Regions from separate parts of the Homo sapiens genome. Here region 2 is linked to region 1. A link is a contact called in ENCODE Hi-C or POLR2A ChIA-PET data. All regions are on one chromosome and are shown on one strand. Each heading gives the region's core, a stretch centred on a gene start or an enhancer-like site at or near the end of the contact. The rest is flanking DNA. Distances are from core to core; before and after follow the strand shown.

Region 1 (3,603 bases), core at 304-2,803:
CTATGGATTTGCCGATGCTGGGTATTTCTCATCAATGGGATCATACAATAGGTGGTCTTTTGTGACTAGCTTCCGCTTAATGTCAGGGCCCATTCACATTGTAACACGGATCAGCACTTCATTTCTGTTGACTGCTGAACGATACTCTGTTGTGTGGACACACACACCTTGTTTATCCTTTCGTCAGCTGATGGGCACTCAGGTGGTTTCCACTTTTTGGCTGTGGTGAAAATGCTCCTATGGACATTCCTGTGCAAGTGTTTGTGTGGACATGTGTTTCATTTCATATATACAGGAGTGGAATTGCTGGGCCACAGGGTAACCCTATGTTTAATATATATATATTTTAAATTTAGTTTTGAAATGGAGTCTCACTCTGTCACCCAGGCTGGAGTGCAGTAGCGCGATTTCAGCTCACTGCAACCTCTGCCTCCTGGGTTCAAGTGATTCTCCTGCCTCAGCCTCCCGAGTAGCTGGGACTACAGGTGCGCACAACCATGCTCGGCTAATTTTCATATTTTTAGTAGAGATGGGGTTTCACCATGTTGGCCAGGTTGGTCTCGAACTCCTGACCTCAGGTGATCCACCCGCCTCAGCCTCCCAAAGTGCTGGGATTACAGGCATGAGCCACCACACCTGGCCTCTCTACATTTAATATTTTGAGGACCTGCTGAACTGTTTTCAAGGTGGCTGCACCATTTTACATTTTTACCAGCAATGTATGAGGATTCAAGTTTCTCCTGTACTGTTTAGTTTTGCAAGATGTTACCACTGCGGGGAACTAGGTAAAGGGTGCACAGGATCTCTCTGCATTATTTCTTACAACTATATGTGAATATACAATTATCTCAAAATAAAAAGTTTAATTTTTAAAAAAAGTTTTTTAAAAAAACTTGGAGTGAGCCAAGGTACACAGGAAGTATCTCTCGTTCTAAGTCTATGCTTTTGTCTCTTGCAATAATTTAAAAAAATTCTTACCGGTGTTTATGATAAGCACCATCAATTTCACCTGTAATCGTGAGGGGTTGTTTTTTGGGAGGCAGAAATGGGCAACAAATGGCAGTATGTACGTCAGGAGGACCGCAAAAGTGGTTCACAGACTGAAAAGACCTATAAACCATCACTACAGAAGTTGGTAGAGAGTAGAAATTCTAACAATTAATGTTTTATGCAACTCCACTTGATAATGAATGGGTGTACAGGAGTAGCCTAAAATAAAAATGTTTTTATGTAATATGCTAGTGGGATTGAATTTATTTCTACAGGTTTTTTACTTAGTAAGAAATCTTATGTTTTCTTCCTTAGAAAGGAGGCTACTCATGGAACAACAGAAAAAGTCATGAGGTTTTTTTTTTTTTTTTATAACACACTAAGTCAATTTCAGGAATTTGAGGGCTTTTACAGTTTAGGTATGTACATTAATGTGCACAGGGTCAAAAGACAGACGAATTTGTCAGCACACAGAACTTGAAGCTGGTGGTCGTCGTTGCCCTTTTATGGCAATGTTTTCTTAAAGTCTCAACAGACTTATGCCAGACTTAATTTTAGCTGTTTCAGGCAGGCAGGGAAAGCCGGGAGAAGAGGCGAAGGGAGGGGAAGGGCGTGGGCAATGTCATGCAAGCAAAGGGAAGGGGCGTGCACTTGTGACACCGACTCCTCTCTCAGTCCATCAGCATCAGGGATGTTTGATGTAGCAAAAACAGACCAAATCCACCACCCAAACCCTCCTGATAATCCAGACCGATCTCCCCAGGGAGAACAAAATGGGCCAACCATGGCAGGGAGGAACTGGGTTCTGCTAACAGCCTGGCACAGTTCCACCACAGGGAACATTTCCATTTATATCACATCAGCCAGTCTGAGGTTACTGGACTCTAGTGTGGTGGGAGGGAACAGAGGGACCCAAGTTGGACTTTATGGAGAGAATGCCTGAGAAACATGGAGCCATCACAAGTGTGACTTCTTGGTTGGTAAAAAATGCTAAATTATTATCCCGGCATGGTGGCTCATGCCTGTAATCCCAGCACTTTGGGAGGCCGAGGCGGGCGGATCACAAGGTCAGGAGATCGAGACCATCCTGGCCAACATGGTGAAAACCCCGTCTCTACTAAAAATACAAAAATTAGCCGGGCATGGTTGCGCACACCTGTAGTCCCAGCTACTCGGGAGGCTGAGGCAGGAGAATCGCTTGAACCCAGGAGGCGGAACTTGGAGTGAGCCAAGATTGCACCACTGCACTCCAGCTTGGCGACAGAGTGAGACTCTGTCTCAAAAAAAAAAGCTAAATTATTAAGTTGTGTCTTACATAATTGTGCCCAGGTGCAGCAAAACACTGTATTTTGAATGACTATCAGAAGGGAAAACTTCAGCCTGAAAACTTAATCATAAAACAATTGCCAAAAAAGCACTCCTTTACGCACAGAGGTCGGATATGAGTTTGCTCTGCCTCTTAAAAGAAGTCTTAAATAGCTCCTGCAAGAAATAAATCAACCTCAAATACTGGGTAAGGAGCTCCTGAATAATTTAGCATACAGAACTCTTAGTTTCTGTGCATCCTGCTGTCTTCCTTGAGCTCCACTCTGCTCTGCAAGGGCGTCCTCCAAAGAGTAAAGAACGACGTGAAACCCCCTGGATGCTGGACAGGAGCTGCACATGCACTCTGCTCCCGTTCCCACTGGGCATTCTCCAGGCAGCTCCAACCCACCACTGTGCCTGACATGTCCAGGTCTCAGTCCCAGCCCAGCCCTCTCCTGAGCTCCACACTGCCATCATCTCCACTGGAGTTTTCTACACCAACGCAGATGCACTTCATCTAAAACTGTGCCCCAGTCCTCTGGGTCTTGCCGTCTTGGTTTCTTTTGAGACAACCCACTTGTCTCCATCCCTGCTACACCTCCCCTGTTTCAGGCTTCCATTTTCTCAGGGTTGGCCAGCCGGGCAGCTTGAGCTCCTCCAGTCTTGCCCGCTTTCCAGTCTATTTCCTTCCGTGTAGCCAGAGTGCCTATGATGGTTAAATTTGAATCCAGTCATCTTGACTGGATTAAGGAACACCTAGACAACCGGTAAAGCATTATTTCTGGGTGTGTCCGTGCAGGAGTTTCCAGAGACTGGCATGTGGGTCAGTGGACTGAGTGGGGAAGATCTGCCTCCAGTGTGGGCGGGCGCCATCTAATTAGCTGGGGGCCTGGAGAGAACAATAAAGGTGACAGAGGATTTCCTTGCTCTTTCTCCTGGAGCTGGGACACTTTCCTCTTCCTGCTCTTGGGCATCAGAACTCCAGGCTCTCCTGCCTTGACACTGGGACTTAACAGCAGCAGCCCTCTGGTTTTCAGGCCTTTGGCCTTGGACTGAGAATTACGCCACTGGCTTCTCTAGTTCTGAGGCTTTCAGACTTGGACTGAGCCACGCTACCATTACCTGCATCCCAGGGACTCCAGCTTGGAGATGGCCTGTTGTGGGACTTCTCAGCCTCCATAATCCCATGAGGCAATTCCCCCAATAAATCCCCTCTCATCCATCTATCAGTCAGTCAATCAATCAATCAATCAATCATCTATTATCTATCTACCTACCTCCATCCGTTTCTATCATCTATCTATCACC
Region 2 (3,603 bases), core at 761-3,260, 390 kb after region 1:
TCAAAGATTGTGTTTAACCAGAATGATACGCTGAAAAGAGCATTTTAGTGTCATTCTGTATGATAGTGAAAAATTGGAGCTAACCCAAATCCTCAATTACGAGAATAATGGTTAAGTAATTATTGCACATTAATCAGGTAGAATAGTATTTAAAGTAATAAACAGATGCATCTCATACTCATCAGGTTGGCAAATATTTAAATATCTGATACTATCAAGGGTCAGGAGAAGATGAAACAATGGAAATTTACATGCCCTGATTAATCCTAGAGCATGATTTCAAATGTTAATTTGTGTATAAATCACCTGGAAATCTTGGTAAAAATGCAGATTTTAATTAAGTAGGTGGAGCACAAGACTCCCCATTTCTAACACACTCCAGGTGACGTTGGTGTCGCTTGTTGCTGGACCACCATTTGAGTAGTGAGGCCCTAAAGGTCTGGTCTTCAAACTCTTTTGCTTGAGTATATACTAAAATAATAAGGTTTAAATACAAGAACTTAGTATCCCCTTATACATATTTAAGGTGATATTTAACATTTTTCATTACTAGTTTAGGTAGTTGGAAGGATTACTTTCTGGAAACATATTTATGTATTTAAATAAACTTGTAATACACTTTTAAATATACCTAGTAGACTTTGCCCTAGTTTGCCTGCCACTGCTGTGAATAGTTTCTGAGGGGGATCCCAGCAGGATTGATCCCCAATGACGCTTATTTGATATTATACTATGTATATTTTACATGAGCTGCAACCATTGAAGGAAACTGGGCAAAGATACCTGTGTGCTGTCTGCACTGCCCTTGCAAGAGAAACCAGTACCTGAAATATCTGTCAATCTCCAATCAAGACACAAGCATGGTAGAAGGAGTCAAAAGCATTCAACTTGGCACCCAGCAGCAGTTCTCTTTGGCTGAGGGAAGTGGCCACAAGACTCAGCTGGGGGCCATCAGCGGCCTACACACCCAACAACTGGAGAAATGAGTCCTCAGTCCTTAAGGGGAAACCTGGGTGGTACAACATGGCATCCCCTACACCCTGACAACCCCATGGGGTATCTGTGGAAGAGGGGCTGGGGAATGTGGTTAGCTCAGTTCAGCTCAAGAAGGCCACTACTTTGGTTCAGGTGGTGCTCTTTAATTTATAGTAGCTGTAGAAGTTCCTCCATTGCTACGCGTGTACCCCATCAGACTTTAATTGTGAAGCAATGAGTTCTTTAAAAAAGTTCAAAAATATTCTTAACCAAGTGGGATTTATTTCAGAAATGCAAAGAAGATTAGTATTAAGATATTCTTCAATATAACTTGGCATTATTGGCCAAAGATGAATGCCCACACCATTTTTCTTAAAAATTGCCAATTCCCCTTTTATGGTATTTGTATACATTGCACTATTATCACCAAGGTATGAGTGTTTTTTTCACCACTTCTCTCTTTACACCTTAATCTACATTTTCTTCTATCACAAGTGGCGTTTAACTTCTTTTAATATGTTTAAGGGCATTTGTCTTTTTTTTTTTTTTTCACTTATGGGGTCTCGCTGTATTGCCCAGGCTGGAGGGCAGTGGCTATTCACAGGCGCGATCCCGCTACCGATCAGCACAGGAGTTTTGCCCTGCCCGGTTTCCGAGCTGGGCCAGTTCCCCACTCCTTGGGGAACCTGGTGGTCCCTGCTCCCGGGAGGTCACCACACCGATGCGGAACACAGATGCGTGTCGCCGCGCAATGGGCACAGCGCATACAGCGCAGAGCTCCCGGGCTCAAGCGCTGCTCCCGCCTCAGCCTCCGGAGTAGCCGGGGCCACAGGCAGGGCATTTGTCATTAATGGGGTCTTTTGAGACCGCGGGTGACAGACAACAGGAGCCAGGCCACGCGCGGCGCCTCTGCGCGAACGCTAGGGAGGACTCAGCGCGCGGCGGCCGGTGACGTCAGGGCAGCGAGAGGTTTCGTCACCGCGGCGCGGGGGCGGGGCCGCCTGTCACGCGGCGCCGGCGGACGCGCGGCGCTGGGCGGAGGCAGCGGCTCGGGGACTGGGCGAGGGCCCTGGGCCTGAGGAGGCGCGGCCGCCACTGCGCCCAGCGCCTGCGCGACGCCTGGCTGCTGGGCCCCGGGGCAGTTCAGCCCGCGCCGCTCCTGCGGGTCGGACTGGGGCTGTGGCGGGAGAGAAGATGCCGCAGCCCGAGTCCCAGAAGGCGGCGATCCTGGGCTGCGGGCAAGGCGGTGAGTACCCTCTAGGCGGCGGCCTCCCGGCGTCCCTCAGCACCTCGAGAGCTGCGGCGGCGGCGGCGCGCGGGGCCTGGGCAGGCTGGGGGCGGCGGCGGGGCAGCGCCTGGCTCCCCGCGGGTCCTGGGCTCCCGCACGCCCCCTGGGCGAGGCTCGTGTCTCCGGGAGACGCCGCTGCCCCCGCGCCTCCCCCAGCGTCTCCTGAGGCTTGTTCGCGGGCGTGGGGGCGAGGACCAGGGCGCTGGCCTCGTTTTCGCGTATTTAGGACGGAGGCACACCTGATCCTGCAGCCTCCCCCAGCATTTCCTAAAATGAAGTCCAGATCAGTATTGTCCACTTTTTAAAATTAAAAGTGCCCAGAAATAGAATAGTTCACACATACACAAAACTAGGGAGAATAGTGTGGAAGGAAATTTAATCTCGGGACCCCAAATCACTAAGCCAAAGTCAAGCTGGGAGCTGCGTCAGGCAAACCTGCCCCTAAGTTTTGTTCCTAAGACAGCTGCAAAGATAAAAAGCCACACAGCTCCCTCACCCTTTGGCCAGGAGGAAATTCGCTGTGGACCTCCACATCTTTACCCTGAAACAGTTGTGTGGAATTGCACCCTGGCAGTGTAAATTGACAGCTTGTCTTCGCAGGTGAGGAACAGGGACAGAACTCAAGTCATCCTTCTGCTCACCTGAGACAGATGCATGTCTGACGGCTTCCTCTGCCCTGTATTTATGTAAAAATGCAGATTCACTGAGCCAGACTAAGGCACAAGTGGCTATTCCTCTGCCTGCCCCATGGCGTAAATTGTGTGTTCAGTAAAAGGCAGAGCAGAGGCTCAAAAGAATGTAGCCGTTTGTCTCTCATCTTACCCATGACCTGGAAGCCGCCACTTTGAGTTGTCCCACCTTTCCTGCCCGAACTAGTCTATACCTGTATTTGATTGAAGACTCATGTTCCCCTACAATGTATAAAACTAGGCTGTGCCCCCACCACCTTGGGTACATGCTCTCAGGATCTCTTGAGGGCAGTGTCATGGGCCATAGACACTCATTTCGCTCAGAATAAATCTCTTTAAAAATTTTTTTATTAGCCGGGTGCGGTGGCTCACGCCTGTAATCCCAGCACTTTGGAAGGCCAAGGCGAGCGGATCACGAGGTCAGGAGATCAAGACCATCCTGGCTAACACGGTGAAATCCCGTCTCTACTAAAAATACAAAAAATAAGCCGGGCGTGGTGGCAGGCGCCTGTAATCCCAGCTACTTGGGAGGCTGAGGCAGGAGAATGGCGTGAATCGAGGAGGCAGAGCTTGCAGTGAGCCGAGATCACGCCACTGCACTCCATCCTGGGTGACAGAGCGAGACTCCATCTCAAAAAAATTTATTTTTAA

The links. A loop is a pair of places that touch in the nucleus more often than their neighbours do. ChIA-PET counts read pairs that join two places held with the same protein, here RNA polymerase II (POLR2A). Pooled maps may share reads with other maps.
Region 2: a map with no recorded cell type shows a loop between it and region 1 (2.7-fold over the local background). The contact joins the promoter of GALNT11 here to the enhancer-like site in region 1. A Hi-C loop is called at or near these places in 5 of 168 maps with a recorded cell type or tissue (B cell, CD8-positive, alpha-beta T cell and naive thymus-derived CD4-positive, alpha-beta T cell), 5 of 37 single-sample maps with no recorded cell type and 15 of 50 pooled maps. POLR2A ChIA-PET finds 5 or more read pairs at or near these places in 2 of 52 experiments (HepG2 and activated naive CD4-positive, alpha-beta T cell).

The regions. Positions count from the first base shown.
Region 1 is chr7:151,636,363-151,639,965 of GRCh38, forward strand. The region is part of intron 4 of PRKAG2 (protein kinase AMP-activated non-catalytic subunit gamma 2); the gene reads right to left. Among named protein-coding and RNA genes, the nearest start is that of RHEB, 120 kb to the left of the region's middle. Within about 2 kb of position 1,554, at least 7 of the 41 ENCODE cell types and tissues checked have a DNase peak (open chromatin) inside an H3K27ac peak, as active enhancers do.
Region 2 is chr7:152,023,664-152,027,266 of GRCh38, forward strand. GALNT11 (polypeptide N-acetylgalactosaminyltransferase 11) reads left to right here and starts at 2,011. Exons shown (of 12, transcript NM_022087.4): 1 at 2,011-2,221. RefSeq lists silencers at 701-995, 1,846-2,545.